Linked DNA regions of Mus musculus: all the other regions are linked to region 1. A link is a loop called in an ENCODE intact Hi-C map of the cell type or tissue named here. Cell type or tissue: heart. All regions are shown on one strand.

What was found. Peaks named below come from ENCODE experiments on the same cell type or tissue, not always from the same donor. Only the 100,000 strongest peaks of a DNase experiment are listed, where the experiment ranks them.
Region 2: a loop joins it to region 1, with 2.4 times the contacts of the local background. A loop is called at or near these places in 5 of 42 quality-filtered maps.
Region 3: a loop joins it to region 1, with 4 times the contacts of the local background. A loop is called at or near these places in 9 of 42 quality-filtered maps.

Annotation. Positions count from the first base shown.
Region 1 is chr7:145,029,776-145,032,275 of GRCm38, forward strand. No RefSeq gene overlaps it. Among named protein-coding and RNA genes, the nearest start is that of Gm46023, 38 kb to the right of the region's middle. In heart, a CTCF peak has its summit at 1,235; a DNase peak (open chromatin) is centred at 1,266; H3K4me3 peaks cover 937 bases; H3K27ac peaks cover 2,445 bases; H3K27me3 peaks cover 314 bases.
Region 2 is chr7:145,242,294-145,244,793 of GRCm38, forward strand. It overlaps a transcript of Tpcn2 not described here. Among named protein-coding and RNA genes, the nearest start is that of Smim38, 35 kb to the left of the region's middle. In heart, no CTCF peak of the experiment used is centred here; a DNase peak (open chromatin) is centred at 1,038.
Region 3 is chr7:145,113,734-145,116,233 of GRCm38, forward strand. No RefSeq gene overlaps it. Among named protein-coding and RNA genes, the nearest start is that of Gm46023, 46 kb to the left of the region's middle. In heart, a CTCF peak has its summit at 1,142 (motif pointing left); DNase peaks (open chromatin) are centred at 588 and 1,138; H3K27ac peaks cover 744 bases.

The sequences.
Region 1 (2,500 bases):
CTTCACAACCCAAGAGGCCCTGGCGAAATACTTGCTATGAGGAAATCTTTCCATTGAGAAAATTCTGTGTGTCCCCGTGCTCAGTGGCTCCACTGAGCAGTGTGGTGGCCATGCTTGAGAAGGACATGGGGCTTTGGAGACCATAGTTCCCGCTGCCTTTGTCGCACCTGCTGCCTGGCAAGGAACAGGAGCCTCTCTGCTCCTGGGTCACTACCAACTTTGCCACCACCCAGGAATGGAATGAGTTCTGGGTCCCTGATGGGTCCTGCTGGACTGTTTCATCAGGGGGACATTCACCTTGTCCGAGGACCGGTTGTCACCTGGCTTATCCCTCGCTCTCTTACAGCAAGGGCGTGCAGTCAGGCTCTGCAAGACAACAAACTGCACATGGCCCTACAAGGAGGAGAGGCCTCTGTCTTTCCTCTTCCAACAGTGGTCTGTGGCATTCTGGACCCCATTGGCAGTGATATTGTCTGAGTTCCAGATCCAGAGTCTTGGGGGCTGGAGGACAGTACATAGACCTCAGAAGCAGCCTTGGGACCTGGAGACATAGCTCAGTTGATAGCACGCTTACTGAGCATGTATGAAGTCCTAGGTTCCAACTCAGCAATACATAAATCAGGCAATGGTGGTGCACACTTGCAATCTGTAATCCCAACATTGAGGAGGTAGAGGCAGAAGGATCAGAAATTAAAGATTATCCTCAGCTACATTGTGAATTTGAGGTAAGCCTCGGCTGATTGTGACCTTGTTTTGTTTTATTTACTAATTAGCTAACTCATTTAAAAAGCATCAGGTCAAGCCATGCCCGCAGCAGCCCACTCCCTCCCAAACATTTTTCCTGAGGTCTCTGTAAACCTGAGCACCAGTAATCCAAGATGGAATCGGTTGGGGCCCCAGCTTTATGCTCCTACTGGCAGCTAGGGCGGGCCCCAGACTCAGAGGGAACTCAATGGCTACTAGGGAACTGAAAACACATGACTCCAATCTGGAGAAAAATGACTTCATGGTCACAACCCCTGAAGTAGCCGGCTCTGCGGCCCGGCCCTGCCCGGGCAAACTTTCAAAAGGTCCTGCATGTTCTGCAGCCTCTGACTGGGGTCTTTCCTGCGAGGGACTCGCCCTGCACCAGGCCAGGGCCAAAGGCCAGGTGGCAAAGTGCGGAACCACAGGAATCCACCACAACCCAGCGCTGCCCGCACCCCGCGCCTCGCAGTGCTTTCATGAATGGTCCCACTTCCCAGACAGCAGATTGGCTGAGCCGCCGGCTGCGAGGCCCAATCATCGTCAGCCGCCTCCTGGTCTCCGCGTGGGGCCTGAGCAGTTCTGCAGCTGGGAATGGCAACGAGCCCTTCCCCCCAAGGAGAGGAGGAGGGGGAGAGGGGTTTTATATTTATTTTTATTTTTAAATTCCCTGCACTCTTCCTCCGAAGAGGAATTGTGTCGTTCCGAATCTTGGCTGCAGTTCCGGACAATAGTTGTGGGCTTGCCTGTGGCCGTCAGGATTGGCGCTTAAGATCTTCTGTCTGGAAGAGTGCTTGCTGGTTCCGACTACTTTTTTTTTTTTTTTTTTTTTTTTTTGCTTGTGTTTCAGATTGGCTTCAGGTTCTGGGCCCTTTCGTGGGTTGTGCTGCAGAGCCCCAGACAATGTCTTGGGGACGGTGGGTTTGCCTTAGCTTAGGGTAGGGGCTCCTGAAGCCACTCACTGTTGCAGACACTGTACAGGCGCTTGGTCAGCCTGCTTGGTCACTCCATCAGTCAGTCATTGGCTTGGTACTTGCTACCATTGGCATGTGCACGGGTGGGGTTGGGGAGACTGGGGCTTGGAGACTGGAGTCCCGACAATCTGGGCAGTACATGTTTGCTCTTGAGTAGGGAAGCAGGCTCTGATTGCTGATGTGAAGCAGGCACGGTTTTTTGTTTGTTTTTTTGTTTTGTTTTTTGTGGGTTTTTGTTTGTTTGTTTGTTTGTTTGTTTGTTTTCCCCACAAATGCTCCTGGAGTGCCTGCCACTGCACCCCTGCTGTCTGTCATTCCTGGTGCCTTGTAAAGCATGAGAGCCTCTCTGTCCCCAGGTCACTACCAACTTTGCCACCACCCAGGAATGGAATGAGTTATGGGTCCCTGAGGGGTCCTGGTGGGCTGTTTCATCAGGGGGACATTCACCTTGCCGAGGCCTGATTCTCATTCTCAATTTTCAGGACACTGAGGGGAGGGGACAAGGTGAGGACTCACCTAACAGGTCCCCTGCTCTCTCACTGCAAAGCCCTCCATCCAGGCCCCACAGGGCTACTTTACAAACAAACTGCGCATTGCCCCACACAAGCATTCCATAAGAGGAGGGCCTCACTCTGTAGGGAGGAGAGGCCTCTGTCTTTTCCCCTCCAACAGTGGGCTGTGGAATTCTGGGCCCCCCCTTGGCTGTGCTATTGTCTAGAGGCTCAGAAGCTAGAGGCCAGTGCAAATTGTGTGTCTGTCCTTCCCAGGAAGGCTTCCAAACT
Region 2 (2,500 bases), 210 kb after region 1:
TGGGCCATGAACTCTGAGCCCTAGGGAGGCAGTGACTTCACACCTCCCCCTCGCCCACCCCGTCCCTGCCAAGTCTGAGCTGCCTACCACATCAGTGACACCATCGCGGTTTCTCTGTCCACGCACATGGCCAGTGTTTCTGTTTTCTTGAGGCATCAGCTTTGATACACACAGAAAAGGGCGGGGGATGTTAATGTGGGGAAGGTATCTATTAAGGTCTGAGCTCCAGTTCCTTCCTGTCAAACGGAAATAAGGATAATCATGTGTGCACATTAAACTGCACATGTCAGAGTCCCCATGGTGGTCACTGTCACCCCAGAGTCTGTTCCAACACTGGCCCAGCCCAAGGTCAACCATTTCCCCATTCAGGGTTCAGTGCCTTCTACACTTTCCAATGTCCATAGAGGACAGAGGATATGTCAGAACATGGCCAGATTTGCATCCCAAACTGGACCCCTTCGGCAGCTCACAGTGGAAACCATGTGGTTGACCCAGAAGTGGACACCCACACATTTCTCCACCTATCAGTCTGCCCATCAGATACCTCCTGGGCATCTTTCTATATACCAGTTCCTCCCTGAGCACCTGGGACTTGGCCAAAAGTAAACTACATCTCTATCCTGGTGAGGTTCACATTCTAGCCAGAGAAAGCCCATGATAGGGGACCCCTAAATACACACCACATCAGACAAGAGGAACACCAAGGGACAAGCCAGGCCGGGAGAGGAGACAGTCCTGGAGACACACTCCTGCCCTACAGTCTTCTGGGGTCCCTTAGGCCAGAAGATCTACACATACATTCAGATGGGCAAGGGGGGACAGTAGAGAGGACAATACACGTGGGCCTTGCAGTCAAGGAAAGCTGCCCAGCCGCGAAGGAAGCCTTTATGAAAATAGGAAGGAAAGATCATTTAGGTAACCACCAGTCTAGCCTTAGAGTGGGGAGGTGAGCGGACTGGGACAGGATCCACCCACTGCCGCTGGAGCTCTGCTGTCCTCTGCTGGACAGATCAGGGATTTCAGGTACCCTAGTCTGGGACTCCTATCTCCTGGATAATCTGCGCCTGCCCCAGGCCCTCACCTGTATGCAAAACACCTCTGGGTGCCAGTTCATACTACCAGCTGGACCCTATGAAGGGCACACATCCCGTTACCCAAGCCAATTCTGGGTGCCCTATGGGTTTACAAGGTGCCAGTGACACCAGCCCACAGCAGGCTCTACTGGGGCCTCAGACATCAATGGCATCTGGGTCTGCATACAGGTGCCAGCTGTCCCAGTGCACACCTCACCTGGGGGAGGGACACTGCTTAAAATGCTCATTGAGACAGGTGAACACAGGACGGAGCACCTTTGTATAGATGCAGAGGTGAAGGGGGTGCTGTCAAGGAGCCCCCAAACTGTGTGCCAAGTAGAGAGCCCGTGAGAAATGCAGCCCCTTCCTTGCTGCCCTGTCACACCAGGCTTCTGTCAGCCATTTTTCAGTGATGCTACATACCATCCAAAGCCTTTCTTAGGAGCTGTGCTCTCCAGAGTGCCTACAGGTCCAGGGTTCAGTGAGGTCAATCCTAAATTATACACAAGGAAACAGAAGCAGTGGGAGAGGGGCCCAGAATAGTGCCCTGGCCTGGAGAAATCCCCAGATATTATCTCCTAAGAATCACCATTAAGTAGGTTGATCTATCTATCATCTATCTATCTATCTATCTATCTATCTATCTATCTATCTATCTATCTATCTACCTACCTACCTACCTACCTATCTACCTATCTATCTATCTATCATCTATCTAAGGTCCACAGATCCCAGAGGGGCTGATCAACCCACAATGTCTAGAACAATCCCCATCTAAGCAGGCAGCGGTGAGTACCAGCCAGCATGTGCCTGCTTGTGGACCCCTCCAGCTCAGGACAGTGTGTTTTCACCAGAGGACAGCACTCTGTCCCACTGGTAGCCCTAGCCCAGCTCAAATATCTTCCAATGCTATCACTTCAGAACAAAGTGACAAGCCAACATGGACAGAACCTGCTTCCCTAGATCACTACATAGAAACAGAAACTGTCTCTTAAGCCACTCTGTCCCTACTGACTTCCAGTCCCACCTCAGGAGTCTGGTGGCCTAGGGTCCATCATCAGCATGAGTGCTGGTAAGAAGCACCCACAGAGGACTGAGCTGCCTCAAGCCTCTATGACAGGTCACCACCGACTGGGGTACACAGACCAGACTGTCTCCCTTCACAGTTTGCAAAGCCAGGCATCCAAGTTTGCTGACATCTGGGCCCCACCCCTCCAAAGGGCCCAGGGAGGAGCCTTCCTTAGCTCTAGCTTCCTGATTCCCAGGCCTCCCTCAAGACATACCTGTATCACTCGATGTCCACCTCCATCACCACAGGGCTCTTCTGTCTCCCCTCACACAGACACCAGTCATTCTGTGAGGCTGACCCTTTACCCACTGTGACTCCACCTCAAGATCTCTAGAGACTTCTGCAGATTCTATCCCCA
Region 3 (2,500 bases), 84 kb after region 1:
CAGTGACCTTAGAACCCTAGAGGTGAGGGGCCATTCATCCATTCACTCACTCAGTCAGTCAGTCAGTCATTCACTCACACTGCACCTTCTGGCTTTAAAACAACCTTAGCCAGTGAGGGAACCTACTTTAGGGCTGCCCATACAGCCTGCGGGGCTACAACTGTTCCCATCACAGATGGTGAAGAGCTGCGGCCCTCAGGTCTCATATGGGTGTGCACGGCAATATGGGAGCTGGGTGGCATAGAAGCTGCAGGCAAAGCGGCGGGATGATGAGGGGGTCCTCCACCCCAGCCTCTTGTTCACCTTCTGGACAGCCATGGAGACAGAAATCTCCATGAGTCCCACTGTGGCCTCAATCAGCAATCTGCCATCCCCATTCCAATCTTATCCCGGGCATCCCCAATCCAACGAGGGCTTGGCAAATACTTTTAATGTGCTCTGCCTGTTGCTAAAAGAGGGAACAGGGCAGGGCTCAGGCAGCCCTACACCCCCAGCTGCTCAGAACATTGTGGTGGCCAGATCAACAGACAAAGGTCAGATCCCAAGGAAACCCCAGGGAAGAAAGGAGAGCAGAAAGCATGTGCAAGAGCCCATCAAGAGCTCTGCGGCTGACACTGTCTGCAACCAGAGGTGGCACTGTAGCCCTGAACCAGCCAATGCTCTGCAGGGACTATAGGCCTCACGGGCCTCATTAGGGCCTGGCTTTGCCCCCAGGGCTGGGAACCCTGGATATGGCAGAGACAATGTCTCACTTCCCCCCTCCAGAAATGTCCTCTGTTGCTGGGTTTTTAGGATAGGAGATGAGTTTCCCATGAGCTGGTCATCTGGGCAGAAACAGTGGGAAGGGAGGATAATGAGGCTCAGGGACCAATCCAAAATGGAGGTAGAGAGATGGACATCCAGAACCTACCCAGTGTCTGGCTGCCACAGGAAGGGTGTGACTCCTTACAGGGAACACTGGGAATGCCTGTGGATGGCTGCTTTGGTACCCTTACCCAGAGAGGTAATGTGGCTCCTGTGTCCTCAGGAAGTATTGTTAGGCCTCCCAGACCCTACTAGACTGCTCCCAGAATTCTTCCTACTACAGGACCCCCCTTTCCTTCCTACTTGCCCATCAGCTCCACCTACTGGTTGCTCAGGGAAGGCCCAAGAGGCTTGTTAAGGGCAGAGCCTGATGTCTCAGTGTGTCCCCATTTTAGAGATGGGAGCAGAGGCTGAGAGAGAAGAGGTCACCTAGCCAGAGGGAGATGCTGGTCTGAGAACTCGGCAGGCTTGCCTCCCATAGCTCTTCTCTCTGTGGGATGGTGCCTCATCCCACCTGCGTCTACTGCACAATCCCAGAGTCCGGCATGTCTCCTGAGACTCAAGCACACTTTGATTAGCCAACTTCATGTCTTTGTGCTGATGTCTGCCTCTGTGACCCCCAACAGCCCAAATGAGTCCTACTGGGAGGGAAGGACATAGAAATCTGAATTTGTCACTTAACAATTCTCTCTTCTGTCTTCTATACTCAAAGTGTGTGCTAGACTAACTATTAACCAGTTGAGGAGTGGGGGTGGTGGTGATGATGGTGGTGGAGAGTGTGGTTATAGTGATAGAGGTGACTGCTATGCTGATGATGGTGATGGTGGTTAGGATGCTGATGATAGTGACGATCGTAATGGTGATGGTTATGGTGATGGTTATGGTGATAGTGGTGATAGTGATATTGGTGATGCTGTTGCTAGTGATGGTGAAGATAATGATGGTGGTGATGGTGTTGCTAGTGATGGTGAAGATAATGATGGTGGTGATGGTGATGATTGTGGTGATGGTAGTGATAATGGTAATGCTGATGACAATATGGTGATAATGACAGAGATGATGGAGATGCTGATAGTGGTAGTTATGATGATGATGGTTATAATGGTGGAAACAACTTGGTCTGAACATGCACCTATAGTGACAGAATTAATTCTGTCTACTCTTACCTCAAGAAGGAAAGTGAGGCCAAGAGAGGTTTAAGTCACCTTACAAGATAGCGGCTAAACCTAGAGGGCAACTGGCTGCGCCATCAGAGCAGCACTGACTCCACTCTGTACCGCTCTCTCAAAGCCTTGCTCACACCTCACACCTCACACCTCAGACCTGCCTGCATTCTTGGCCCCTTGGGGTTGTTTCTTGCTGGTCCTCAGTGTTATGCCTGTTACCCACACAGATTTGACTGTTGCTCTCGAATGTTCTTACATTGCAAAATAAGTCAAAGATGTAAAGTACAGGGCCCGGGTGTGGGTTCTCCCAGGGACTGAGGAGGGACAAGAAATCCCTCTACAGCTCTCCACACCACCTCTCTGATCTTCAGGGTGAGTCCTGGGCCCGCTGAGCAGCCTACCGAGGTGCAACAGACCTATGGTGTGTGCCCCAGGAACCCACCTGCATTCAGGCCTCTCTCTGCTATGCTTGGGCTCTGGATGGCACCTGAGGTGACTTCAGATGTGGGTGAGCACATAAACATGCCTCT